3 separate regions of the Homo sapiens genome follow, and regions 2 and 3 are each linked to region 1. Evidence: chromatin contacts called from ENCODE Hi-C or POLR2A ChIA-PET data. All regions are on one chromosome and are shown on one strand. Each heading gives the region's core, a stretch centred on a gene start or an enhancer-like site at or near the end of the contact. The rest is flanking DNA. Distances are from core to core; before and after follow the strand shown.

The links. Hi-C counts contacts between places; a loop is a spot of excess contacts on that map. ChIA-PET counts read pairs that join two places held with the same protein, here RNA polymerase II (POLR2A). Pooled maps may share reads with other maps.
Region 2: a loop to region 1 is called in a map of ascending aorta, with 2.1 times the contacts of the local background. The contact joins the promoter of COL8A1 here to the enhancer-like site in region 1. A Hi-C loop is called at or near these places in 2 of 168 maps with a recorded cell type or tissue (aorta and ascending aorta) and 3 of 50 pooled maps. POLR2A ChIA-PET finds 5 or more read pairs at or near these places in 2 of 52 experiments (A673 and AG04449).
Region 3: a map of aorta shows a loop between it and region 1 (2.0-fold over the local background). The contact joins two enhancer-like sites. A Hi-C loop is called at or near these places in 2 of 168 maps with a recorded cell type or tissue (aorta and chondrocyte) and 3 of 50 pooled maps. POLR2A ChIA-PET finds 5 or more read pairs at or near these places in 2 of 52 experiments (activated CD4-positive, alpha-beta T cell and activated T-cell).

Annotation. Positions count from the first base shown.
Region 1 is chr3:99,230,243-99,235,216 of GRCh38, reverse strand. No RefSeq gene overlaps it. Among named protein-coding and RNA genes, the nearest start is that of LINC00973, 320 kb to the right of the region's middle. Within about 2 kb of position 2,441, at least 2 of the 41 ENCODE cell types and tissues checked have a DNase peak (open chromatin) inside an H3K27ac peak, as active enhancers do; they include ascending aorta, where a contact is called at or near this core.
Region 2 is chr3:99,635,539-99,640,512 of GRCh38, reverse strand. COL8A1 (collagen type VIII alpha 1 chain) reads right to left here and starts at 1,919. Exons shown (of 4, transcript NM_020351.4): 1 at 1,849-1,919. It overlaps LOC124909401 (a long non-coding RNA gene), which reads left to right and starts at 1,833. Exons shown (of 2, transcript XR_007095981.1): 1 at 1,833-1,926; 2 at 2,579-3,145.
Region 3 is chr3:99,503,238-99,508,211 of GRCh38, reverse strand. All of the region lies in intron 1 of LOC105374007 (a long non-coding RNA gene), which reads left to right. It overlaps LOC105374005 (a long non-coding RNA gene), which reads left to right. Exons shown (of 5, transcript XR_007095985.1): 4 at 626-2,313; 5 at 4,844-4,974. Among named protein-coding and RNA genes, the nearest start is that of COL8A1, 130 kb to the left of the region's middle. Within about 2 kb of position 2,096, at least 7 of the 41 ENCODE cell types and tissues checked have a DNase peak (open chromatin) inside an H3K27ac peak, as active enhancers do.

The sequences.
Region 1 (4,974 bases), core at 1,192-3,691:
AAATGCAAATCAAAACCACAATGAGATACTATCTCACACAAGTCAGAATGGCTATTATTAAAAAGTCAGAAAATAACAGATGCTGGTGGGTTGTGGAGAAAAGGGAATCCTTATATACTGTTGGTGGGAGTGTGAACTAGTTCAACCATCGTTGAGAGCAGTATGGCAATTCCTCAAAGAGCTAAAAGCAGAATTATTCAACTCAGCAATCTCATTACGGTACATACCCAGAGAAATATAAATTATTCTACCATAAAGACACATGCACGCAAATGTTCATTGCAGCACTATTCAAAGTAGCAAAGACACGGAATCAACCTAAATGCCCAACAATGACATATCAGATAAAGAAAATGTGGTACATATACACCATGGAATACTATGCAGCCATAAAAAAAGAATGAGATCATGTCTTTTGCTGGAACATGGATGGAGTTGGAGGCTCTTATCCTTAGAAAATCAACACAGAAACACACAAAAAAAATACTGCATGTTCTTACTTATAAGTGGGAGGAAAATGATAAAAACTTATGAACACAAAGAAGGAAACAGCAGACACTGAGGTCTACTTGAGGGTAGAGGGTGGGAGGAGGGAGAAGGGCAGAAAAGATAACTATTGGGTACTGGGCTTCATATCTGTGTGATAAAATAATATGTGCAACAAACCTCCATGACATGTTTACCTGTGCAACAAATCTGCACATGTACCCTTAAACGTAAAATAAAAGTAAAAAGATTAAAATAAGAAATATGGCAAAGAAAAGTATTTGGAAGTGGAAAAGTATTTGATAAATTAAACTTAATGGATTATATAAGATGTATGTTTATTTTAGAAATTTCAAGTTTTAAACAAACAGGAATTTTAAAATCCTAAGTTTATAATTAATCAAACGCTGCTGGTGGTTAATAATTTATACATCAAATAACATATGACTTTAAAGTAAGAAAGATACTAACACCCATCCATTTTCAGCATGAAATGAACAGAGTTCAAATTTTGATTCTACATTTTATTAGCTAGTTAATACTTTTGGCAAGTTGGTTATTTTCTTAGAGCCTCACTTTTCTAATATATTAAAACAGATGAGAATACCAACCACGTGTCGTGAAGATTAATCACATTCATTTAAAATTGACACAGATTAAATGGTTTTAGCAATGGTAGAAGCAGCAGTGGTAGCAATTGTTTCTCCCTAAGTCTCAGAATAGCAAGTGCTTCTCCTCTGGAAATAAAGTGTCACAAGATTTTCAGCAAGCCATTTAAGTGGGTGTCCCCAGAATCCCTCCCTGGGCTAAGATCTGAAACAGAGGTGGTGAGGAGAATAGCATGGTGTTGAGACCATTGAGATCACAGCCATCCTGGTACTCTCTGCAGGCATAAGTCTCCTCCAGGGTGGCCTCTATACTACTCTATACTACTCTGACTCTATACTACTATTCAGAGACTACTCAGGAGACAAGATCATTTCCACGATGATGCCAGAATTGACTAATATTAATTTGGAAGCCTTCTATTACAGAAAGAATCTAAATTTTAGGGGGAACAGGAACTGACTCAGTTCTCTATTGCTTTTCAGGAGCCTGGATTACACTCGGTGAACATTACTGACTGATCAAGCAAATGGAACATAGCATGTACAAATGTGAAATTGTTGTTTTGCCATGTATACTCAAAGTAGTCATGAAATGCATTCTTCCAGTAAATATATAATAAAAAGAGATGTGTGATTCTTCTTAAAGCTAATGCTTACTCCTTTGAATTTATCGTCATTGCTTCCTATCTTGATCCCTGTTTCTCTTCTGTTAATTTCCCATTCCACCAACAAAGAGCAGAAGGCTACAGCTTGGTGCATGGACAATGTGCATCTTTTAGAATGTGTGCTCTTCCTCTGTTGGATGGACATGTTGGAAGGTACTATGTCTTTAGTAAAGAAAGACAGATACCCTTAGCCATTAGTCAAAAAGAAAATGATCCTCAATTTCTTGACCTTTTCTCTGGAAGAAAGTACCAGCCTTAGTCAGCAGTGTTGATCTGTTCTAAGGGAAAGGGCAGAGGAGTTCCAAGGTGACCTTATAAAACTCCAGCTGTTCAGGAAAAGAGGGCAGAGATGTAGGTGTGTATGGTTTGATTCAATTTTAGGTGGGGCTTGGGTGTATAAGTGGGGAACCAGTCATTGGGCACAGCTCAAAGTACCATTTCATCTAACATAAATAACTCTGGTGAGGGTCACGAGAGCTCCCTGGAAGGGCTTACCACTGCTGCTTGCCACTCCAAAGCCAAATCCTTTTTATAAATTAAAAAAAATACACAACTCTGATTATAGAGTTATGACTTACACAGCAAGACTTCATCCAGTCATTTTACTTTCCTGAGCCAAAAATGTTCCAACTCCAAGGTGATGTGTAATACTGCTTTAGGCTTCACAGGACTGCCCCACATCACCCTTGTACAGGAGCCAGTCCAAACTTCACCTGGCCAGAATCTCACAAGAATTAATGGTTTTAAAGAGAAGGTCACTGGCAGGACCTTAGGAAATGAGATCCCAAGACGTGGAACTAATTGTCTAACAGAAGAGATTTCACACAGGGAAAGAGGTACTTCCTTGTCTGGCTAGTAGGATATATGGAGGGAACAGAGCCCAGGAATGCTCAAATGTTTTTGAAAGTCCTTTATGTGGTTTGAGTTAGGTGAAACAGTTTTTTGTCTCCCATCACTTAGAATTAAATAAATTTCTACATAAGTTTTATTTCTTTTTTTTTTCTTCAAAGAGGTTTTGTATGTGTACTGGAACTTCATACCAAGAGAAATTGAAAGAAGCACATATGGAAAATTCACTGCAATTTTTTGGTTAACAAAAGATAACAGGGGCCTTTTTTGCTAATGGCAACATAAGTGTTTGTTTGCTTGATCATACCATGGCCTGTTAAGTACATATATGACAAATGAAAGCCTCATTTTTAAATTAAGATATCAATACTTCTAACTAGATGGCAACCTCTTTGAAGGGAAGGCACTCACCTTTTGGTTGTCTGTAACTCTCACATTGCCTATCACAACGTGGGACATACTAGACACTTAGTATGTCTCCCATGGAATGGAATGCCTGGTAGGTAGGTTAAGTCAATGTATATAAAATCAACATGCCCAGGGTAATGTCAACTGTTGATATATGTAGTAGTTTGAAGAGGAGACTGGTCTCACCATCACATCATCTGTGAAAAAAAAAATGGAATTTGAATAGGGAGTAATTTCCTCATTGCTTGTTTTTGTCAGCTTTGTCAAAGAACGGATCATTGTTAAGTGTACATCATTATTTTTGGGATCTCTATTCTGTTCCATTGGTTTATATGTCTGTTTTTGTAACAGTACCATGCTATTTCGTTTACTGTGGTCTCATAGAATAGTTCCTTTGGGCAGGATGGCCATTTTAACAATATTCTTCCTATCCATGAGCATGGAATATTTTTCCATTTGTTTCTGTCATCCGTGATTTCTTTGAGCAGTGTTTTGTAATGCTCCCTGTAGGAATCTTTTATGTCCCTGGTTAGCTGTATTCCTAGATATTTTATTCTTTTTGTGGCATTTGTGAGTAGGATTGCATTCTTGATTTGGCTCTTGGCTTGGATGTTTTTGTTGTATAGGAATGCTAGTGACTTTTGTATATTGATTTTGTATCCCGCAACTTTGCTGAAGTTGTATTTTGGATCAAAGAGCTCTTGGGCTAAGACTATGCCGTTTTCTAGATACAGAATAACATTGTCTGCAAACAGGGATAGTTTGACTTTCTCTCTTCCTATTTGTATGCCTTTTATTTCTTTCTCCTGACTGATTGCTTTCACCAGGACTTCCGTGGTGCTGGGATAACTGGCTAGCCATATGCAAAAGATTGAAATTTCACCCCTTTTTACACCACGTACAAAAATCAACTCAAGATGGATTAAAAACTTAAATGTAAATTAAAACTATAAAAACCCTGGAAGGTAACCCAGGTAATATCATCCCACACATGGAACCTGGCAAATATTTCATAACAGAGATGCCAAAAGCAATTGCAACAAAAACAAAAATTGACAAATAAGACCTAATTAAACTAAAGAACTTCTACACAGCAAAAGAAACTATCAACACAGTAAACAAATGACCTTTAGAATGGGAAAAAAACATTTGCAAACTATGCATCCAACAAAGGTCTAATATCCAGAATCTATAAAGAACTTCGACAAATTTATAAGTGAAAAACAAACAACCCCATTAAAAGGTGGGCAAAGGACATGAACAGACACTTCTCAAGAGAAAACATACGTGCAGCCAATACTCATATGAAAAAAACCTCCCTATCAGTGATCATTAGAAAAATGCAAATCAAAACCACAACAAGATACTGTCTCACACCAGTGAGAATGGCTATCATGAAAAAGTCAAAAAATAACAGATGCTGGCAAGGTTACAAAGAAAAGAGAATGCTTATACACTGCTGGTAGGAGTGTAAATTAGCTCAGCTATTGTGAAAAACAGTGTGGGGATTCTTCAAAGAACTTAAAACAGAATTACCATGAGATCCAGCAATCACAGTATTGGGTATATACCCAAAGGAACATAAATCATACTATCATAAAAACACATGGACATGTATGCTCATTCCAGCACCATTCACAATAGCAAAGACATGGAATCAACTTAAATGTCCATCAATGGTAGACTGGATAAAGAAAATGTGGTACACATACACCATGGAATACTACACCACCATAAAAAGAGCAAGACTAGGTTCTTTGCAGCAATGCAGATGGAGCTGGAGGCCATTATCCTAAGCAAACTAACACAGGAACAGAAAACCAAACACCACATGTTCTCACTTATAAGTGGGAGCTAAACAACAAGAACACATGGACACAAAGAAGGTAACAGCAGACACAGAGGTGTATTTGAGGACAGAGGGTGGTAGGAGAGAGGACATAAGAAAAATATACCTA
Region 2 (4,974 bases), core at 670-3,169, 410 kb before region 1:
CTCATTTAAACTGGGAGCATTTCCCCCTCCACCCCAAGAAAAGATAACTTCCCTCAAGGGGATCTGGTGAATGAAGCAGCGTATTTTCATCCTTGTGATAATGGGTGTGAGTCAGGCACTACCATAAAAGAAGAATTAACTTGAATGTGCCACATACTTGGTCTGGCCTTGTCCCATACCTGTACTCTTGTCATGGTTGATTACCTATGTGCATCAGATATAAAGCAAGCAGTCTGCATTGTGGCATGAGATAAAAGGTATGTTAATATGCTCAGGTCACATACTATCTTGGCCAATAGTAATTTTATATAATTTGCTTAAAGGAAACTGCACTTCTTGCAATATTTTTTTCCAATGAAGAAAAATTTAACGTGACAGAAGCTTTATATATAACTCTTGCATTTGAGTAACAGCATTGAATCCTCTCCATCTCAAGCAGAACTTTTAAATATTTTTATTACTTTTGATATGCAAAAGCTAAGGAGAAATGGTTTGGAAGACCTAAGTTAAATTTCTAATGAGTCTTGTTTCTTTAATAGGGGAGAATTTCATACAGCTTCGGTGAGTTTTTTCTTTCCACATGAGATAATATAAACAAACAAAAAAATAAAAAAGTGAAACATTTCTCTTCTTACTTTAAGAACCTTAAGGGCTAAAAGAGTGGTTTGGTTTCCTGACTGGTACTTTTGGTTTGCCTTCTCTAAGTGGTCTTGAGCAATTCCCCAGAGGAAACATTTGAAGAGGGTTTTTCTCCCACTTGAGAGAGTTTCATCCCACACAACCCACAGAATTTGATGGCAAACTTCATGGACCAAGTGTCTGGTTTTACAGAAGTGGCTGTGGAGTATGTTTTTCCTTTCACAGGTGCACATTTATTCTACCTTAGGAATAAGAAGAGATCATTTTCTTTTAAAGAGGGTAGCTTAAACACTGAATATCTCTGATAATTGGATGCCAGTCAGGTAGGTTGTGATTTACTAAATGCGGGGGAAAAAAGGTGGAAAGAAGGATTAAAACTTCCAAAGCCTTTCTCGCTGATCTTTCTTTACAACCATCTGGTGTGCACAGAAGTATTGTATAATCTGGCCTGTATTATTCTCTTACTGTGAAACATATTGAAACACTTTATGTTTAGGTGTGTGTACAGAAATTCATGAAGTTCTTTTATACACTTTCTTAGTTCCATCGTAATTCTCATTTTAGGATGTCGTGAAAAGATAGCCTGGTGAGAGAGCACATTCTACCCTGGCTTGTGAATTTGGATTTGTTCCTTCCTATCTACCAGCCACCTGATTACTTACTGTCCCCGTGCAAAGGGCACCCGTTCACATCATTTTTTTCCAAGCGCTAAAACCTGGAAAGATATTTTTTTAAAGGACTCACAGAAGCTGTCTTGGGGGTTTGGAAAACATCACAAAATTGTTAGCAGACCTTTTGACTGTGCTATTTTTAGGAAGTTAACTGTGTTCTTTTAAAGTACATTTTTGACAATGGGACAACGTTTTCCTTGCCCCCACTGATGTGTGAAATATGTACAGTGAAAAACGTCAGTACAACACCCCAAACAGATACATTTTAACCTAAGCAACAGTCAGCAACAGGAGAAAAAGTGATTTAAAAAGAGAAAGGTTTCGCAATATTTATGCTGCTGTTTCTTCCCTGAAGGAGCTTTTATTTTACCATTCAAACAGAAGTTTGTTTTCAAACCAGTTGCTAGTTAAAGGAGCAGCGGATCGCGCATCCGTAAGAATCAGCTCTAACCAAACAGCAAACGCGTTGGCCAGAGGGTGACTTATTCCCCCATAGCAACCCCTGGTAGGTGAGCTGCCTGCAGAAGTGCTGTCTTACCTTGAGCACGTAAGATCAGGGAGAGAGGCTCGCTGGCTCCCACGGAGAGGATCGGGGAAGGGCTGTGATCCGCTGCTGGTAACATGCACTTGGCTTTTATGGGCAGGTGGGAGGAGCTGCTCCTCATAGTAGGTGGGCAGGGAAGGAGCGGCGGGCGGGCAGCCTCTGGAGGAGCTGGACACTCTTCTCTGGGGAGGGGCGGGCAGAGACTGGAGCCCGCAAGGCGGAGGAGAGACGACGGGGCGGGGGGAGGGGGAGCGCGGTCACAACGGAGGAAGGAGTGGAAAAGGGAGAGAGAGGGAGAAGGGAAAAAAGAGAGGGAACTAGAAATAGTGAAAGGGATCTTGACCACAGATGGGGAAAGGTGGGGGAGAAAATGAATAGCAGAGACAGAGAGAGAGAGAGTGTCTGGGAGGAAAGGGGAATCGGAGTATTTTCCGTTTTTGCATGACATTTTTTGGCAGAGGGAGTTGTGGGTGATTGTGACTTTTGAAGGTGTTTTCTGTGAATTTGGGAATTTGAAAAGCTACATAGCGGTCCGGGAGAACTGAAGGGTTTCTAAGCGAGGCAAGGGAGGTGAAGCTGGGCGTCCGGGCAGCAGAGCCAAAGTTCAGGGTGGACCCGGACCTGGAGCTGGAGGCACTGACATGGCCTGGAGCCAGGCAGCCCCCAGCCCTCAGCCCCGTCCCACCGCCCGCGGGTGAAAATCGCCCCATCCCTCTCCCTCCAGGCAAGGCTTATTTGACAAGGAAGTTCCTGCGCTGCCTGTCCTCTGAGCATCCAGAGGCCCCTTTTGAGACTTCGGCAGCATTAAAGTAAATCCAGCAACGGGGAGGATTCGCGTGGACTTGCTTGTGGAGACAGGAACCTCAGAACCAGCCTGGGTCTTCCAGCATCTGCTTATGTAACGTAGGATTTCAGAGCTCTCTGCCCTCTGGTTATTTTCGGTATTTAAAACACTCTCATTCCTAACAATCGGAAAACGTCTTGGTGCCACAGTTCTTTCTCAGTGTGTCTTAAACATTAAGAGAGGATTCAACCAACAAGTGGCTAAAGGATCAGTCTGAAATTACTAAGAAATGCATTCAGAGAAAGAAAAACAAGCTCCTTTCGCTGCTGAGTGGTGACTCACTTCCTAGCCCAAGCCTGATTTTTGCCACCAAAGGAATTAAAGCATTTTAAAAGAGAACCTGAGACTTGGGGTGGGAGATACAGTACCGGGAGGGGGAAAAGGCGGGAATGGGAGGGGGGAGGGATGGGTAGGCTGGAAATAATAAAGGAACGAACTTGTACTGAATATGTATATATGTACTTCATTCAGTGTTCACCGCAACCTTATGAGGTAGGTATGATTCATATTGTGCAGATTTATTTATTTTTTTTTTAATTTAAAGAAAGGCATCTCTAAGGGTTTAAATAACTAGCTCAAGCTAGCGAGAGGGGGAGCCACAGCTAGCGAGCTTGCAAACCTTAGGCACTCTTCAGTACACCAGGCTGCCGTATAGAACACCTAGGTTCGTCTCAGGTTAGATCCTGATGTCATTGGCTGGTAGCAGGCTCCAAGAGAAGGAAACTTGATGGTGAAGAGCAGAATTACTCAAACTTAGCACTACTGAAACTTTCGGGAGAATATTTCTCTGTTGTAGGGACCTCTCCTGTGCACTGTAGAATGTTAAGCAGTGTCCGTGGCCTCTACCCACCAGATGCCAGTAGCAGTACCCACTCCGCACTCGCCACCCAGCTGTGAAAATAAAAAATGTCTCTAGATTTAGCCAAATGTCGCTGAGGGACAAAATCCCCTCCTCTTCTTAAGAACTATTCGTCTAAAAAAGGCCCACAACTATAAAAAAGCATTTTAAAAGAATCTATTAAGAAAATACCCAGTAGTGCCATTTGGATAATAATAATACCTACGTCCATATGTGCCGAGTTTACACAGCACTTAGGTTTTTACATACGTATTTCCATCTGTTAGCTTCAAGAGCTCAAAGCCTCAATTACTTCCTTTGTAACTAAGCTTATTCTCAATTGGTTACGTCTGGGAGTCAACGAAATAAACTCCCATGTGCCCGGGATATGAGGCAAGAACAATCATATATGAAATAAAAAATTTAAAATTTTTATCGTAAACACAAATTTGACACCAGAGTTTTCAAATTTACTCACGATGTTTTGCATTATTGATTATTCGCCTTTTTATAATTTTTTATCTCTATGTTCCCTATTCAAATTATATTCAATAATTTTTTGGCTGCACAAAGTTATAACTAGTGGCTTACTAGCTAGTAAAAAATAAGTGCTCAATAAATATGTATAGTCTCGCTAATTGAATAAACAGCAATATTGAGGACTGACAATAGAGAATGGTCAGCATTTGTTAGTTTAATGAATGCTTAGAAAGCTAAAACTTTCACATCAACTTTCTGCCCGTTTGCTGTTTGGTTTTACTCTCTTCTTACCCTCCATAACTCAGTTTTCCTCTTCCCAAATAGTATGTCTTTTGAGGATGTGGCCAAATCTACTGAGTGAAGTCTGTCAAACGAGTAACACTTGTTACTAGACCTAGAAATAGGACTGCATTATCTATTCTTGGACATAACGCTGAAATCAGATGTGATTTTACAAGCACAATACCACTTTTGGAACTTTTTAATTTAGCAAAGAAATGTGTTCTGGGGAAACAAAATGGGACTTTTAGAGGAGAAGCTGGGTGATAAAGTATGTTAGTAAATACCCTTATCAGATTACAACAAATCATCTTTTCTATCCTAAGTTAATTCTTCTCAAACATTCCAGTTCCATCACATACGTATGAAAAAAAAAAAATACCAGAAAGGCAAGAAAAGCACATTTGAAGAAAAGACAATTGATGGCTGTAGGCTGAATTTCTCTTCTTATTTTTAATTCTTTCTTCCTTTCAAACCAGCCAACATAACAAAAGCACTGCTTTCATTTTTTTGGATGGCACTAATAATTAGTTCATTTCTCCCATTCACACTTACCTGAATCTGATTCAGTAGCAGATCTGGACAACAAGTCAGGAATCCAGGAATGTCGTCTCTTTGCTGACTCTTAGTGTGCCCTTCCTAGAATCTCTCTGAAGGTGACTGAGGTTTGAAATGACCT
Region 3 (4,974 bases), core at 847-3,346, 270 kb before region 1:
CCCATAATAATGCTCCTTAGACGTGGTCTCATTTTCTTAGTTCTTCTGAAAGGACAGTTTAATCTGATAAGTAAATGTAAGGTAAGAAACTCTTGTAGATTTTAACAGCAGCCATCCAGAGACAGAGAATCTGCTATTGCTCTCTAAACTAACAGAGTATCTCCAAGAGGAAAATGGGGAGAGCTGGGGAGGGTATCCCACATTGAAGGAGCCTCCTTTGCCCACCCTGGCCTTGGGACTGCCCATAGCAGTTCCAGAACAGTGAAATTTAGACCTTGGGCTTGGGCTGCGTGTGGCTTTTTGTGTTCACTTGGGCCTCTAATGTCTGTATTTCATATCCCATTATCCTGAGCCTTGCAAGCATCAGCAGTTCTGTGGCTCTTCTGGTGAATGCTACTTGTGAATAAGCCTCTCAAATCACAAAATGGGAGGAACTTTCACTAAGGGAAAAAGCATGGGCAATATTTAGCCACTTCCCAAAGCCACTTGGAATATATGTTGATTTATTCTTAGGAAAAACAAGACTAGAACAAGAAGTTTATTGAACATTAAAATTATTTAAAAAGTTAATGAATAGCTGTTTATTAACATGCTTACCTCCTTCTTCACTTCTCCAAAAACAAAGGAGCGGTATTTATACCCCAGCAGGACTTGCTTGAATACAAGGAACGCCATCTAATGAAAATCCCATGCCGCAGGCTGAGCTGGAGGGAGCATCGTGAGTGGCTCAGACCCAGGCCTTCAAGGCAAGGGACAGACACCGTCTTACTTGGTTTGCGGTGGAATATCTGGAAAAAGCATTGGTTACATTTTTTGTAACCCTTGGCTAATGAGTCCCAGTCAGTGGAGGCTGAGCTAAACACCACACAGGCAGCAGACCATCAGCTCGCTTCTCATGAATGCAAAGAAGATGTCATGGAATCAGGTCTTATCTTTTCATGTAACCTGGCAGCTAATTTCTCCCTTAATTAGTTGTAACACCGTTTATGCAAAACAAAGGATTTTCTTATTTCCTTAAACAAAAATTGTGCTGGAATTCTAGAATTTATTTTCTAAGTATGTAATTAAGCACATTACAAAAAGACATAATTGCAGGTCAGAGATTTTCTAGTGGAGACTGTTACCCATGTTCTCAGGGTGTTGACAGGATACGCTTCATCTCCCTGGTCCTGCCCCCATGTTATAATAGCTAACAGTTTTTTGGTATTTTTAAGTTTGCAAAGAGTTTGGATATGCAGAATCTCATGTGGAGCTCCTTATTAGGATTAAAGGGGGAAGAAAAGAATCAGAGAGTAAAATTTTAGAATATTAATGCTTGGAGGCCTTTGGGGATCACTTAGTCTAGCATTTTCCAAATTGTAACCAGTAGAATACGAGTTCTAGAAAATGATATTTGAAAATAGAGTTCCAGCTGGGTGCGGTGGCTCATGCCTGTAATCCTAGCACTTTGGGAGGCCGAGGTGGGTGGATCACAAGGTCAGGAGTTTAAGATCAGCCTGGTAAACATGGTGAAACCCTGTCTCTATTAAAAATACAAAAATTAGCTGGGCATGGTGGCACGTGCCTGTAGTCCCAGCTACTTGGGAGGCTGAGGCAGGAGAATCACTGGAACCTGGGAGGCTGAGGTTGCAGTGAGCCAAGATCCCGCCACTGCACTCCAGCCTGGGTGAAAGAGTGAGACTTCATCTCAAAAAAAAAAAAAAAAAAAAAAGAAAAAAGAAAATAGGGTTCCAAAATGAAATGAGGTTGGGAAACCTGGGACACTGTTTCCCCTCCTGGAGATTTGCAGTTCATATTAACATATTATAGGCTTTGGGGATTCCCAAAATAAAAAAAAAAAAGTATTAAGTTTCTTTTAATGAAGCATTTCCTACTTTTATTTGATTATGCAGTATCTCCCCTCCCCTCATATATATATATATATTTAACATTTAAGGAAACCAAAGCCTTACAGTTACACGGTTAATTGGTGGCAAATCCTCGATTTCACAATTCTCGGGCTCCAGATTATTACATCACTTGCTAAGGTCTGTGAAGTACTCTGACTGTGACTCACAACCGAGGACTTGTGGAATAGTGACTGGGCCACGCGACTGCACTCTCTTAAGATTTTGGTTTGCCAAGTCATTCTGAATCTAATGATCTTTGGGTGATTCCCCAGACTGAGGAGGAAGCAACAGCAGCTGTGCATTGGGCCCACAGAAAGAATGGTTGAAGACTGCAGTGTATTTTGAGTTTCTGCTTTGGAGGGGAGGGTTGGTCCTGATGCCCACAGACGAATGGCCTCCTGGTTCCAATCAAGGCCAGCCCAAAGTAAGTCAGTGAAGAGGTGAAATGTGACTTCAGAAAAACTCTGCTCTTTTTTCATTTTACTATATAATCCTTGATATAAGTGTAACTACACTTTCACATCCTCAGTGCTTTTGATAAAAATTCTGCTCTGAGAGCTTTTATTCATATTACATTATAAGTGATTGATAACTACAGTTAAAGGTTAAAGTGTTTCCTATCCCACAGGGATTTCCATTCCACCCTAAACACTGTGCTAAAAAAAATAAAGCTCTAAGGGTGGGTCTCGAGGCGAGTGGTGAGGGAGAATTTTTTCCCCTACATGGGGACATAGGCTCTGAAAACCACATTGGATGGATACATATCCTTTTCATGCTTGAATAAAAAATATACATTTCTGGTCCAACCGAGTTTAATACACATCTTGACATTTTATTTTAATATTTCTAGTAAGATATCTTTTTTTTTGCAAGATGGAGTAGCCTTATTGAGTCCCTAGGGTACAATGTCACTTGATTCTTCACACATGAAGAATGTGGTTTCATTTTCTCAGTTCTCTGATAAGTAAATGTAAGGGTTCTCTCTCTTCTTTGAGGAGATAGGAGAACATGCTCAGTGCTGCATAGTACTATAGACTCATTAATTCCTTGACAGTGAGTAGCTGTCATATTCCAGACCTGGGGAAAGAGAGACACCTAGGTCATGGCTTCTGTCCTCAAAGAGATTACCTTCAAGAGGAAGCATTCATAAATTTATATAAACAGATAATAATAATTTGATAATTTCTATAATGGAGATCTATCCCAAGAATGTGGGAATAAATCTTCATGTTAAAATGTTTTGAGTTCTTTGACAAAGTCAAATCTGTCTGAAAAGTACTTTAATAGAACACAAATTTTATGCTAATTTTCAGGCCTTAAATCTAGGCCAAAGTCATGGGTAGTGCTTAACACATAAATAAGTTTCCTGTATGATGTGTGTGTGAGGTGAAAACCTTTTCACCCTTAACCTACTCCCCTCACTGCCATCATAAATGGTACAAGCTTTTAAGGTGACATTTGTGTTTAGTGTGGTCTGAAGGCCTTTGTTATTGGAGACAGGCAGCACACTAAGTTAGGGAAAACCTTGGATTTAAAAAATATTAAGAATTACTTGGACAGCCAGCAAATTCCTTAGTAACTTGCAATAGAAAAGAAAGGCTTAAAAAAAAAGAAAAAAAGGAAAATGTGGTCTTTAGGCCTTGACATCTCAATTAGCTTTTTCTAAAGCTAATCCACCCAACTAAGTTTACAACATATTGGTTAGGCACATCATCAGGAATTGAGATGGCAGGAATCATCTAAACTTGCTTAATCAGGGCCTTGTTGAATATCCCAGCAATGCAAAACCCTAGATGGCGGATGCAGGTGGTAACCAGTGTCCCTAGGAGTTGTGCAATGTGGAGACAGTATCCTGTCTATGAATGTCTTTGTTTACTCTGTGTCCCTCTTTTCTTACATCTGCCACATGTGAACTCATAGGGCATGAGTTCAAACAGTTGAATTCCAGAGCTATAAATGACGTGGATTCCCTCTGGGAAGCAGTATTGGAACAGTTTAACACCCAGTTTTTGAAACTGACATGTTTAGGTTTAAACCATGGCTCTGCCCTTTACTAGCTTGTGTGACCTATGAAATGGGGAGATTTATAACACTAACTTGTAATGAGATCATCTAGGCTAACCACTTAGCACCTGGCACAGTATAAATATACAAATACATGTTAATTGTTATTATAACCTTATCTCCTATCCCTCCATTTAAAAAGCAGCTTGGGACTCAGTAATGTGAAAAGATTTGTCTTACGTCTTTTGTGGCTAGTCAGTAACAGTCAGAATTAATTTAGTGTTGGCCTTAATTGAGCCATGTGATTTGCTCAATAGAATTTTATATTTTAAGCCACCTTTGAACAACCATATAGTAAGGGTCCATTTGATCTTTCTCCTTCAACTACTTTTCACACTTACACCATGACATTCTTTTTGCAAACATTTCAGTAGTTTTGGTATTGGGCTTTGAATTGGTAGCCTTAATATTCTGTTTTTCAAAGTCTGTTTTCTGTAAAGCTAAACCCACAGTGGACTGTGCTATTACTCTGCCCAGATTCCCTCAAATCCCTTTTACTGTTTATGTCTGTGAGCTTCCCCTCTTTTGTTTGTTTGATTTTCTCCTAACAGTCCTCACTTGCAACTCTTCTGGAGCTGTGCAGACAGCCAGAAGTGTCCGGGATTTTGTGTTCCCCGATCACTCCACTCCATTCCCCTAAGCCCTTAGCCCATGAGTGTATCTTCAGGAATATGAAGGCCCAGCCCCTGTGCTACTGGTCAGGACAAACTCTAAAGTGTGGCTTATATTCCAGATTCCCTTTGGGGATCAGGCTGAAGCTAGGACTTTGCCTGAAATCCCGCCTTTGCTTGGCTGCTTTTCCTTCCCTGTCCCAATTTCCTGGTTAGGAGTGAATCACTCCCACATTTGTTCACATTTTATCTCTTTATTATTTTTTTTTGTTCCATCAGAGTCTGCTTCTGGAACCCAAACCTAAGGGACTCAGCTATGTTTGTGTTGACCTACTATCAATAAAGAAGATCCTTATTTAAGAACAGGCCACCTTCTGTTTTACACATATACTTTCTGACCCTAGAAATTG